Linked DNA regions of Homo sapiens: region 2 is linked to region 1. A link is an interaction called in ENCODE POLR2A ChIA-PET data of the cell type or tissue named here. Cell type or tissue: HepG2. All regions are shown on one strand. Region 1 overlaps PLPP3 (phospholipid phosphatase 3). Region 2 holds the start of LINC01767 (long intergenic non-protein coding RNA 1767).

Region 1 (5,000 bases):
CTCTTCTTCACACTGGCATTCTTGCTGGTGTCTTTTCCCAAGGTCACCTCACTGGGGCAGAGACAAAGAACGCCCTCGCCCTTCCCTACATCTGGAGGAAGATAGCAGCACACAAAAGAGCAACGGCAAGCGGAGCCACACCCCCGGGAAGAGGAAAACCAGGAAAGACTCTGCTGTGTATTTACGAAATCCATGAGCAGCTGCTTCCTCTGCTGAACCCACAGCAATGGCAGCCGGGCCCTCCCCTGACCCCTCCCAGGGGCCCCTAATTTGCCATCTGTTAGAGGGTCAGGGAGGAGGTGACCAGATATGCAAGTTGTCACCAGACAGGAAATGAACCGATGTCTGTTCCTTCGTCCTAGTCCCTGTGTGAGTCCAACTGTAAAGTTCACATCTTTGGTAGGGGTAACTTAGTGAGTGTGTAGGCGGGAGGGGGCTGGGAGAGCCAATATGAGCCTGTGTTTTTTTTTTATTCGTCTGTCTGTTTATGTGTGTCTGTGGTTCTGAGTACGATTGGGTCTGCCCATGCACCTCATGGTCTATCTGGGCTGTGGCCTTCTCCTTTGTCCTGTGTACCTCTGTCCAGATCTCTGAAGGTGTGCAGGCAGGCCTATCCGACCCTAAGTGCTTGTGTCTTTGTGTTGAGTTCATGACACTGTATAGGTTTTCTGTCTGTGCTGGCTTCCATTGTCTTCCTTTTCTGGAAAGCATTCAATTAGTAAGCAATGGAGGAGGAAACCAGACTTCCATTTGACATGTGATTTTTGTCTAGACAAGTCTGCCTGTTGTGACAGGATCTACCCTCAACAGACCCAGGTAAAAGTTCTCGGCTGTCATGCCTGTTGCCTAAGGCTCTGCAGTTATGGAACCAGCATTCTAGGGTTAATGCACTGTACCTCAGTCAGTTACTACAAAGTCAGCTGTGCCATAGAATGTCTGTGCACAAAGGTCATGGAGCTACAAGGCCTCCAGCTTCAATTCACAGGTGAGGAAACTAGGCCCAGAAGGGAAGTGTCTGGCCTGAAGCCACAAGCTAATTCATCATTCACCATTTACCCAATGCTGATGAAGCACCTATTGTGTCAGCTGCTGTACTACATACCGAGAATAAATAATCAGAAGGTTAAGCCATGGATTCTGCTATTAAGGCACCCACAATCTAGCTGAAGAGACAGACATATGAGCAGGCCATGAGTAGATGAGGCCTAAAGCCATGGTAGGAAGAAAGTGCAAAAGGCCATGGGGGACTGGAAGGAAGTGAGACAATACTGTCTCCAGGGACTGGGGAAGTTGTGGAAAGCTGAACAATGTCCCCCAAAGATGCCCGCATCCTAAGTCCCAGAAGCAATGAATGATGCTACATGATAAAATGAGATTAAGTTAAGATCTTGAGATGGAGAGATCATCCTGGGTTATCAAGGTGGTCCCAGCATCTGTAAAAGAGGGAGGCAAAAGGACAAAAGTCACAGAAGAAGGTGTGACAATGGATGCAAAGGCCAGAGAAAGTATATGTGTGTGTGAGAGAGAGAGGGAGAAGTGAAGATTCTATGCTGCTAGCTTTGAAAGTGGAGAATGGGGCCATGAGTCAAGGAACTCAGGTAGCTCCAGAAAGCTAGAAAAAGCAAGAAAACAGATCTCCCCTTAGATCCTCTAGATGGAATGTGTTCCACCTTGATTTTAGCTCAGTGAGACCCTTTTCCAACTCCCAACTTCCAGAACTGTAAGAAAAGAAACTTGCATTCTTTTAAGCCACTAAATTTGTGGTAATTTGTTACAGCAGCCAGAGGCAGCTAATACAGAAGGTTTCATCAGAGATGAGGTGACACTGGAACTGTGTTCCATCAAAGGGGACAGGTATCTAATACAGAAACTCAGGTGTTGGAAAATATTGAAATGTTTGACATGCCGGGAGGTGAAGGGGTGGAGAGATGAGAGGAGACCTGCCAAAGCCTGGGTCTTGGAGTGCCAGCTCTGTGTCAGGCTGTCTGGGGTCAACTCCAGCTTTGCTACCTTCTCTCTGAGTGCTTGGGCTCTCAGCAAATGTCAGCGAAGATTACAACTCAATTAACAGGGAGTCCGTAAAGGCTTGGCTCAGGAGGTTATCTGGCAGACTGGAAAATGGATTCTGTGTTTCTTGGCACCTCAAGTGGTGGCCTTTGTGCCATACATGCTGCTTTTTTATCAATCCTCTTAACCTCAGGTGATGTCTCTGTGTTTCAAAAACCATTCAATACAGCCATAGTTGTGAGTAAGAAGAGAACTTTGCTCCTTCCTGGCATTCCCTGGGACAGCGGCCCTGATTCGTGGGGAAGAGTTCTGTCATGTGGCACAAGCAGAGCAGAGGTCACAGACTCCTGCTTGGCACGTGACAGCTACATTGCACAACCCTGATAAAGCTGCAAAACCCATGAGGCAGATGCCTGTCATCCTACTCATAGTTCCCTCTCCCAGGCACCTGGTGCCTTCATCACATGGTCTCTGGTTCCCCACACCTCCTCACAGATCTACCCATCTCTCCTCAATCCAGGGTCCTGAGCTTTGCTTCTGTCTCCCTCACAATCAAACCCAGGACAACAGAATCCTGGGAGCTTACGGCTGGAAAAGACACTACCTTCTTTCCTCCCAGCTGAACATTTCCAAACTTTTATTCTCAGTAGCCACAGCTTCCAGGCACTTCCCTGTCCTGGCCTCTCAGATGGCTTCAATGAAATGAATCTCTCAGTGCTGCGATTCCAAGCCATTCTGGACCATGAGGTCCCACTGAGCACAAGGCTGGGTGTCAGGCATTTGGAGAAAAATGATAGGTAAGATTGAGTCCCTGTTCTTGCATGTTCACAGGTGAGTGAGTAAAAGGCAGGGAAAGAGATTTATCACCCCTTTCCAAACCATCTTTACATTGTAAATCAGGCTTTCAAACTCAAAGCAATAACTGGATCCACCCAAAGGGTTAGGAAGGACTCCGTGACACAATTAAATGATACTCTTTAAGCAGCTAACTATGGAGCTTCTGTTTCGGGTTAACTGCAGGGCCTTCAGCTTCAGGGACCCCTTCTCCTTGCAGAGTGCAGAGGGCATAGCTTTGAGTCCATGAGAATCGTGGTGCAGCTGTCTATTAGCTCTCTGACCCTGGATGACTTAAGTTACCTCTCTGAGCTAGTTACTTCTGTAAAATGGCTGTAGTACAATGGCTTAATGTGACTAAAAGAAGACAGTGGGCAGCTGGGCACAGTGGCTCACACCTGTAAACCCAGCACTTTTGGAGGCTGAGGCGGGCGGATCACCTGAGGTCAGGAGTTCAAGACCAGCCTGGCCAACACAGTGAAACCCCATCTCTACAGAAATACAAAAATTAGCCAGGCATGACGGTGGGTGCCTGTAATCCCAGCTACTTGGGAGGCTGAGGGGGAAGAATCTTCAACCTGAGAGGCAGAGGTTGCAGTGAGCCGAGATCGTGCCATTGCACTCTAGCCTGGGTGAGAGAGCGAGACTCTCAAAAAAAAAAAAAAAAAAAAAGGAAGACAATGGGTAAAGTATCAGAATGGTACCAGCAGAGAGTAGGTGCTTTGTAAACGCTAGGATCAAATTCCTATACTGTGCTACAGTCAGCGAGAGCCAAACAGGACACAAGTCAGAACCTTCATTTCACTTCTTGGAAATAAGCCATAGTCCTCCCGAACGCTCTGTCTAATTGCTTATGGCCCATGTTTTAGGATATAAAAGAGAGGAAGGCTAGTAAGGATCCCCCAACCTTTTAATTTTTTTAACTGGGGGTGCAGGGGACTCCAATTAGGGCAGTGGCGCCAAGAAGGAACCACAACAGCAGGCCCCCGCGGGCTGTCCTCCTGCTGAGAGCAAAGCTCAGAAGGGCACAGTCAGCAAAGGGTTACCCTTCAGTGCAAACACCCATCCCCCACTGTCACCTCACATTAAAGGGCCAGGCACCAGAGAACAAGCCGGTCAGTGACAGCTGCTCTCATTAACGGTTTGCTCCCCCAGGTTCTCTCCCTTCTGGCCTTTACTTTTAAAAAGAAAAAAGAAAAAGAAAGCAAGGGAGAAAGCCATTAAAACAGCCAGTCCAGTAGGCTGGGATTCCCATGTCAAAGGCTGCAGGCAGTTCACACACTGCTTTCTTCGTGGTGCCCACTCTGATTGCTGCAACTCCTTCTCCCTCTTCTTGACCCCTGCACATGGAGTCAGGTGCTTCCCTGCCTGCTGAAGCCCCCTACACATGTCACTATGACAGCCCCCACAGCATTAAGCTCCTGTGCTTGGCCTGGCTGTGAGAGGAGCAAGGATGGAATTTCCTTGGGAGGGCTGAGCCTTATTCATTCCTATACCTTCAAGAAATAACTTCCTACAGTGTTCTCAAGAAAGGTTAGATCAACTCATTGATTCTGGCTTTTTGCTTGTTAGGCACACATTTGCTTAGTCTGAGCTAGAATCCCTGAGAGGCCTTGATAAGATAGGGAGAGTAACATATATATTACACATGGTCCCTGCCCCCAAGAACTTACAGCCTAAAAGAAGACACCCATCGACAATTTCAATCCAGAGTGTTAAGTGCTGTTACAGAGGAGCTGGGGAGAGGCTGCATAGTGAGACATAAGCCTGCAACCAGGCTCAGAAACCAGGAAAGGATAAGAAGCTGGTTTAGATCTCTCTATTGTTCATAATTCTTACTGTGAATGAGCAAGGATAATACTAACAACAATACAACCTACATGTGTGGTGCTTAAATATCCAGCCATTATTGTACTCTGGGATTCCTGCTGGGCTGGGGTGAGCTCCCCTCAGTAGGGCCCAGGAAGTCACAATATCAAAGTAGGTGCTCAGTCATGTTCGCTGAATAAGCCCCTCAAAACTCTTAGCAGGCAGGAAAAGCAGTGCCTACAGATGGAGGCTCAGAGAAGTGCAATGCCTTCTCCCACCTTCACCTGGAGTCAGAGATGAAGTATGTGAAAAGGTAACCCATTCATTTGGGGCAAATCAGTATGTGGTCC
Region 2 (5,000 bases), 94 kb before region 1:
TGATTTCACAGAACAAGAGAAGGCTCAACACTTGGCATAACAAAAGGTAAAATGTTTGGGATAATGGACACCAACTAAGCCTTATCTCCACTTGCACATTCAACCAAAACAAACAGATTCTATTAGTATCACCTTCACTAACGTGATTGCATTCATCCATTCATCCAATATTTAACAAATACTGTGTATTATACCCCGCTAAGCATTGGGAATGCCACAGTGATGAAAACACAGTCTGTGCCCTCGAGAAGCTCCTAGGACAGCAAGAAAAACAGATCTGTGAAGAGGCGATGATAAGAAGGTAATGAGTGCTCTAAATTTTGGTGGGAGGCCGGATGTGGTGGCTCACACCTGTAATCCCAGCACTTTGGAAGGCCAAGGAGGGCAGATCACCTGAGGTCACGAGTTTGAGATCAGACTGGCTAACACAGCCAAACCCCATCTCTACTAAATATATATATATATATATATATATATATATGTATTAGCTGGGTGTGGTGGCATGCACCTGTAGTTCCAGTTACTCAGGAGGCTGAGGCACGAGAATTGCTTGAACCTGGGAGGCAGAGGCTGCAGTGAGCTGAAACTGCACCATGCACTCCAGCCTGGGCAACAGAGGGAGACTCTGTCTCTAAATTAATTAATTAATTTAATTAATAAAATAAAATAAATGTTGATGAGGAAGTAGGAATCCAGGGAGACTTCCTAGTGATAATGACACCTGACCTCAAAATCCCAGAGAGGATGGTGGCTGGGGTTTTCACAGAAGGAGATGGATGCTGATGGTCATTCCAAAGATATCAATCAACAACTTTCTTCAGTCTTTTATCTTCAGTGCATTTATCACTCCATTTAAATTTTCCAGAATTGGTAAAACTTCTATGGGTCTTAATTTAAATATGATAAGCAATAACTTGTTACATTTGACTTAGGAAAACTGCATGATCCAGTGGTGACAAACCACAGGTCTGGGGATAGGCAGACCTGGGGTTGAGTTCTGCCACTACCACTTGCCAGCTGTGGGCACATCACTCACCCTGTCAGGTCCATGCCCACCTCACAGGGATGTTACTAGAAATAACATGAGGCAATTGAAGCATCTGGCACCTAATAACATTCTGTTCTTCCCCTAGGATCCTGTGACCACATCACAAACATCCCCCAGTTCCACGGGTGACTGTTTATCGTAACCCCACAGCCTTCCTTCAACCCAGCTGCTACCATCTCTCACCTGTACTATGTGATAGCCTCTGGACTTTTGTCCCCACTTCCTGCCTCATTCCGCTTTGGTCTGTTTTTCACAAAGCAGCCAAAAATGCTTGAAAATGCGTGGTGCTCATGCCTTTCCTCTGCTTCACACCCTCCCACGATTCTCCCTTGACCTCTGATAAAGTCGAAACTTTAGAACAGCTTTCATGGCCTTAATTGTTCAGCCCCTGCTCCCCTTTCAGCCTGGTCTGCCTCCCGCTACCCCATTCCACTCCATGCTCATGTTTGTCCACAGACTTCTGCCTGGAACACCATCCCTGCTGCACACCTCTTCTGCATGCTAATGCCTCTCCCTTCTCAGTGCTTCCTGGAGGAAGCCCTATGCTTTGATGCTTCTTCCAGGAAGCAACCCATGATTTCTGACCACCACAACCACGCCAAGCAACACTGGATTCAGTGCTCCCTCTCTGTCCTTCCTACCTTCTGTTTTTTCCCCATTTATCACAGTCTGTTACAATCTACTTCTCCGTATCCATCACTAGATAGTCATTTCTTAGGAATAGCTTTTGAAGCTTTTATCCCATATCTGACCTATTTTGAATGAATGAATAATCTCACAATGAATGAATGGCAGGGATGAGATTAAAACTCAGGTCAATCTGATCCCCAAACGTATGGGTTCCCATCATCCCAGTTGAAACCTAACTAAAAACTGAAGTAGTGCCATCCCCCCTCCACTGCCCCATACCCCCAATGGGTCTGCTCCCACCAGCCCCCCACCCTGCCCCCCACCACACACACACACACACACACACACACATCCCTAGCTTAGGGTCCCTCTATTTGGCATGGACTCATTTTCTGCCAGGAATGCATATCTTCCTTGCAGGCTGAGGCACTATATGGACTGTACTAAAAACACTCAACCCACTGATTCTGGTGAAATTATTTTGGAGTGACAGGGATAGGCAGGGGCTTTCCTGGGCTCAGGACTCTAGCTGGGGAGTGGCAAAAGCCACAGTGCAACTCAACTCAGGAGAAAATAAATGCCTGGAAATTTGAGCCAGCTGTTTTTTTCTTACTCACCAAAGTGCATTGAGTCAACCCTTAATCTTTTGTCAATATTTGCGGACTGAAAACACGACAAACCACCCCCTGTGCCGCTCAGAGTGTAGACACTGACTGATGGGACCAGGTACAAAATCCCCTGGGACAAAACAGAACTTTCATAACTGGCTGTAGAGTTATTGTTTTTGCCTTTTGGAAGCTTCCACCTTGTGACGGGAAGAGCACTGTCAGCCCAACACAGAAACTCTGCCGCCTGGAGTCACGTGGATCCAGATGCGAAGGGACTCCAACGTCATGCTAAGGAGTTTGGGTAATAACAATGATAAAATGCACTTATTGAGGTAGTGTTTAATGTGTTTAATGTATCTTCTTTACACGTGTTTAATGTATCTTCTTTAATCCTGAAGGCTAAGAATTTGTACAGCCATATTACAGATTTGGAAAATGATGTGAAGAGAAGCTAAGGGATTTGCCACTGCCACTCAGCTGCCAAGGATCAGAGGCAGGATTCTAGTCTGTCCCCTTTGTTCCATCACCCCTGCCTCCCCCTGGGCCCAGCCACCATCACCTCTCCTGGGGGGAGCTCCTAATTGTTCTCCCTTCTTCCTCTTGTGCGCTCCTCCAAACTATCTCCAGCCAAAGTGATCTTTAACAATGTAAATCCAGTTATATCACTCTTTCCATTGTAACAGACATTACTTCTACTTCTCAACGTCCATCCTCCAACCATTGTCCAGTGATTCAGGCAGAATTCCCTCCTGCTCAGGAGGTGAGTCGACCCAGTAGTGCCACTGGCTCTGCAACAGGAATTGGTTAGCAGGGCTTTGCATCTCCTTGGCCACAGACGTTGGGCAGGTGTGGAAAAAGGCCATCAGCTAGATGCTCAAGATTGAATTCTGAGATTGTGGGGGTGATGCTCTTGCTCTCATCCCTGTCTGCAGGTAGCCATCCTGTGACCCTGGAAGAAACCAGCCCAAGGAAGGTGCTAACCTACAGAAGAAGGACATGGCCAGGGTAATCACATAGACCCGGAGTTGAAGCCCTGACTGCACCACACCCGAAGCCTCCCCACCTTTCAACCTCTCGGTGATGGTGAACCAATAAACTCTTTTTATTGTTCAAGCCAGTGTGAGTTAGGTTCGCTATAATTTGCTGCAGAAAGTCTCCTGAGTGATTCAGATGCCTGTTGGTGCTCCTGGAATTGCATCCAGATGCCCTACCTTAGTATTAAAGTCTCACTCAACTCTAAGATCAATGAGTGGGGAGGGTGAGGGCTAGATTTTCATTGACCCTGGTGTTGCCAGCCCCTGCTGGACATCAATCTGGCACAAAGCAGACAATGTTAATTTTTTTTTCCTTGAAGGAGTAAACCCAGGTCTCTCTCCAGTGTCTTATCAGCCTCCCAAAGGCGGGGAATCCCACTGGGGTCCCTGATCACCTTCCAGAGCCACCTCTCTGCAATCAGCTGCATTTTGCTAGAATCGGCCTTGCTGTCCACCTTCCCCATCAGCGTCCTCATGGAGACCACCATGAGGGAGGGGCCAGCGGGTCTGAACTTGAGGCTATGTCTAGCAGTGTGTCTGAGCTCCAGGTACCCAGGAGGGGGCCATGGCCGAGTGATGCCCAGGGCACAGGATGGTGCAAGCAAGATGTAAACAAGATGCAAACAAGATGGTGCAAGGAGATGCAAACAAGATGTTTGCAAGGAGATGTTTGCAACAAGATGTTTGCAAAGAGATGTTTGCAACAAGATGTTTGCAAGGAGATGCAAACGAGATGGTGCAAGGAGAGCCTCCAAAACAGCCTGGAATTCACACAAGTAAATGGGAGGGGCCTCAGAGCCACTGTGATTTGGGCAGCAATAAGTATGACCAGCAGGGTGACCAGTGGACCATGAGAAACATCCACATGTGGGTCCAAAGAACATTGCATTCCTTTGTTTATCTAACCCACATCCTCCTTCGTGTCTTAGGGCCTTTGCACTGCCCTTTCCTTGGACTGATTACCCAGTTACTCTACCTCATGACCAACCTCTGTCTTAATTCTCTGCAGAGTGCTTATCAATGGCTGATTGCATTTGTTTGCTTTTGTTTCTCTGTCCATGACAGCAAGGACCTTGATTGTCTTATTTATCACTACTTCTCTCATATCAAAAATCCCTCCATAGTCCTGGCTCAGCAGCTCTTGCCTATAATCCCAGCACTTTGGGAGGCTGGGAAAGGAGGATTGCTTGAGGCTAGGAGTTTGAGACCAGCAACATAGCAAGACCCCATTAAAATAAAATAAAATAAAAATTAGCCAGGTGAGGTGATGTGTGTCTGTAGTCCCAGCTACTGAGTGGGGCTGGGGTGGGAAAACCACTAGAGCCTGGGAGGTTGAGGCTGCAGTAAGCCCTGATCACAACGCTGCATTCCAGCCTGGGTGACAAAGCGAGACCCTATCCCCCCCACCAACAAAAAACAAACAAAAATAAAAACTCCCCCTATAAACACACATTAAATAAATGAACAGCCCTGCCCCCTCCCACTCAGAGGCCCACCCCCTTCAATTGCGAACTTGGTCCCATCAGTCAGGTACCATTCAGATGTGATCTCCACACAGGGGCCTCCACCTCCCTCATCCCGAGTAATCCCTCCTCCCCCAACTCACTTATTTCCTTCATGCCCTTTATGGCAATATAAAATTATCTCATGTATTTGTGTTTACTTGTTCGTTATCTGCTT

The links. Peaks named below come from ENCODE experiments on the same cell type or tissue, not always from the same donor. Only the 100,000 strongest peaks of a DNase experiment are listed, where the experiment ranks them.
Region 2: POLR2A ChIA-PET joins it to region 1 with 19 read pairs; 2 of 35 experiments call an interaction of 5 or more read pairs at or near these places.

What each region holds. Positions count from the first base shown.
Region 1 is chr1:56,506,341-56,511,340 of GRCh38, forward strand. All of the region lies in intron 5 of PLPP3 (phospholipid phosphatase 3), which reads right to left. Among named protein-coding and RNA genes, the nearest start is that of PLPP3, 71 kb to the right of the region's middle. RefSeq lists an enhancer at 3,615-4,345. In HepG2, no CTCF peak of the experiment used is centred here; DNase peaks (open chromatin) are centred at 2,311 and 3,901.
Region 2 is chr1:56,412,564-56,417,563 of GRCh38, forward strand. LINC01767 (long intergenic non-protein coding RNA 1767) reads left to right here and starts at 2,400. Exons shown (of 4, transcript NR_147163.1): 1 at 2,400-2,587; 2 at 2,685-2,779; 3 at 2,970-3,046; 4 at 3,219-3,403. The region is part of intron 1 of LOC124904185 (a long non-coding RNA gene); the gene reads right to left. In HepG2, a CTCF peak has its summit at 4,157; DNase peaks (open chromatin) are centred at 1,328, 2,368 and 4,188.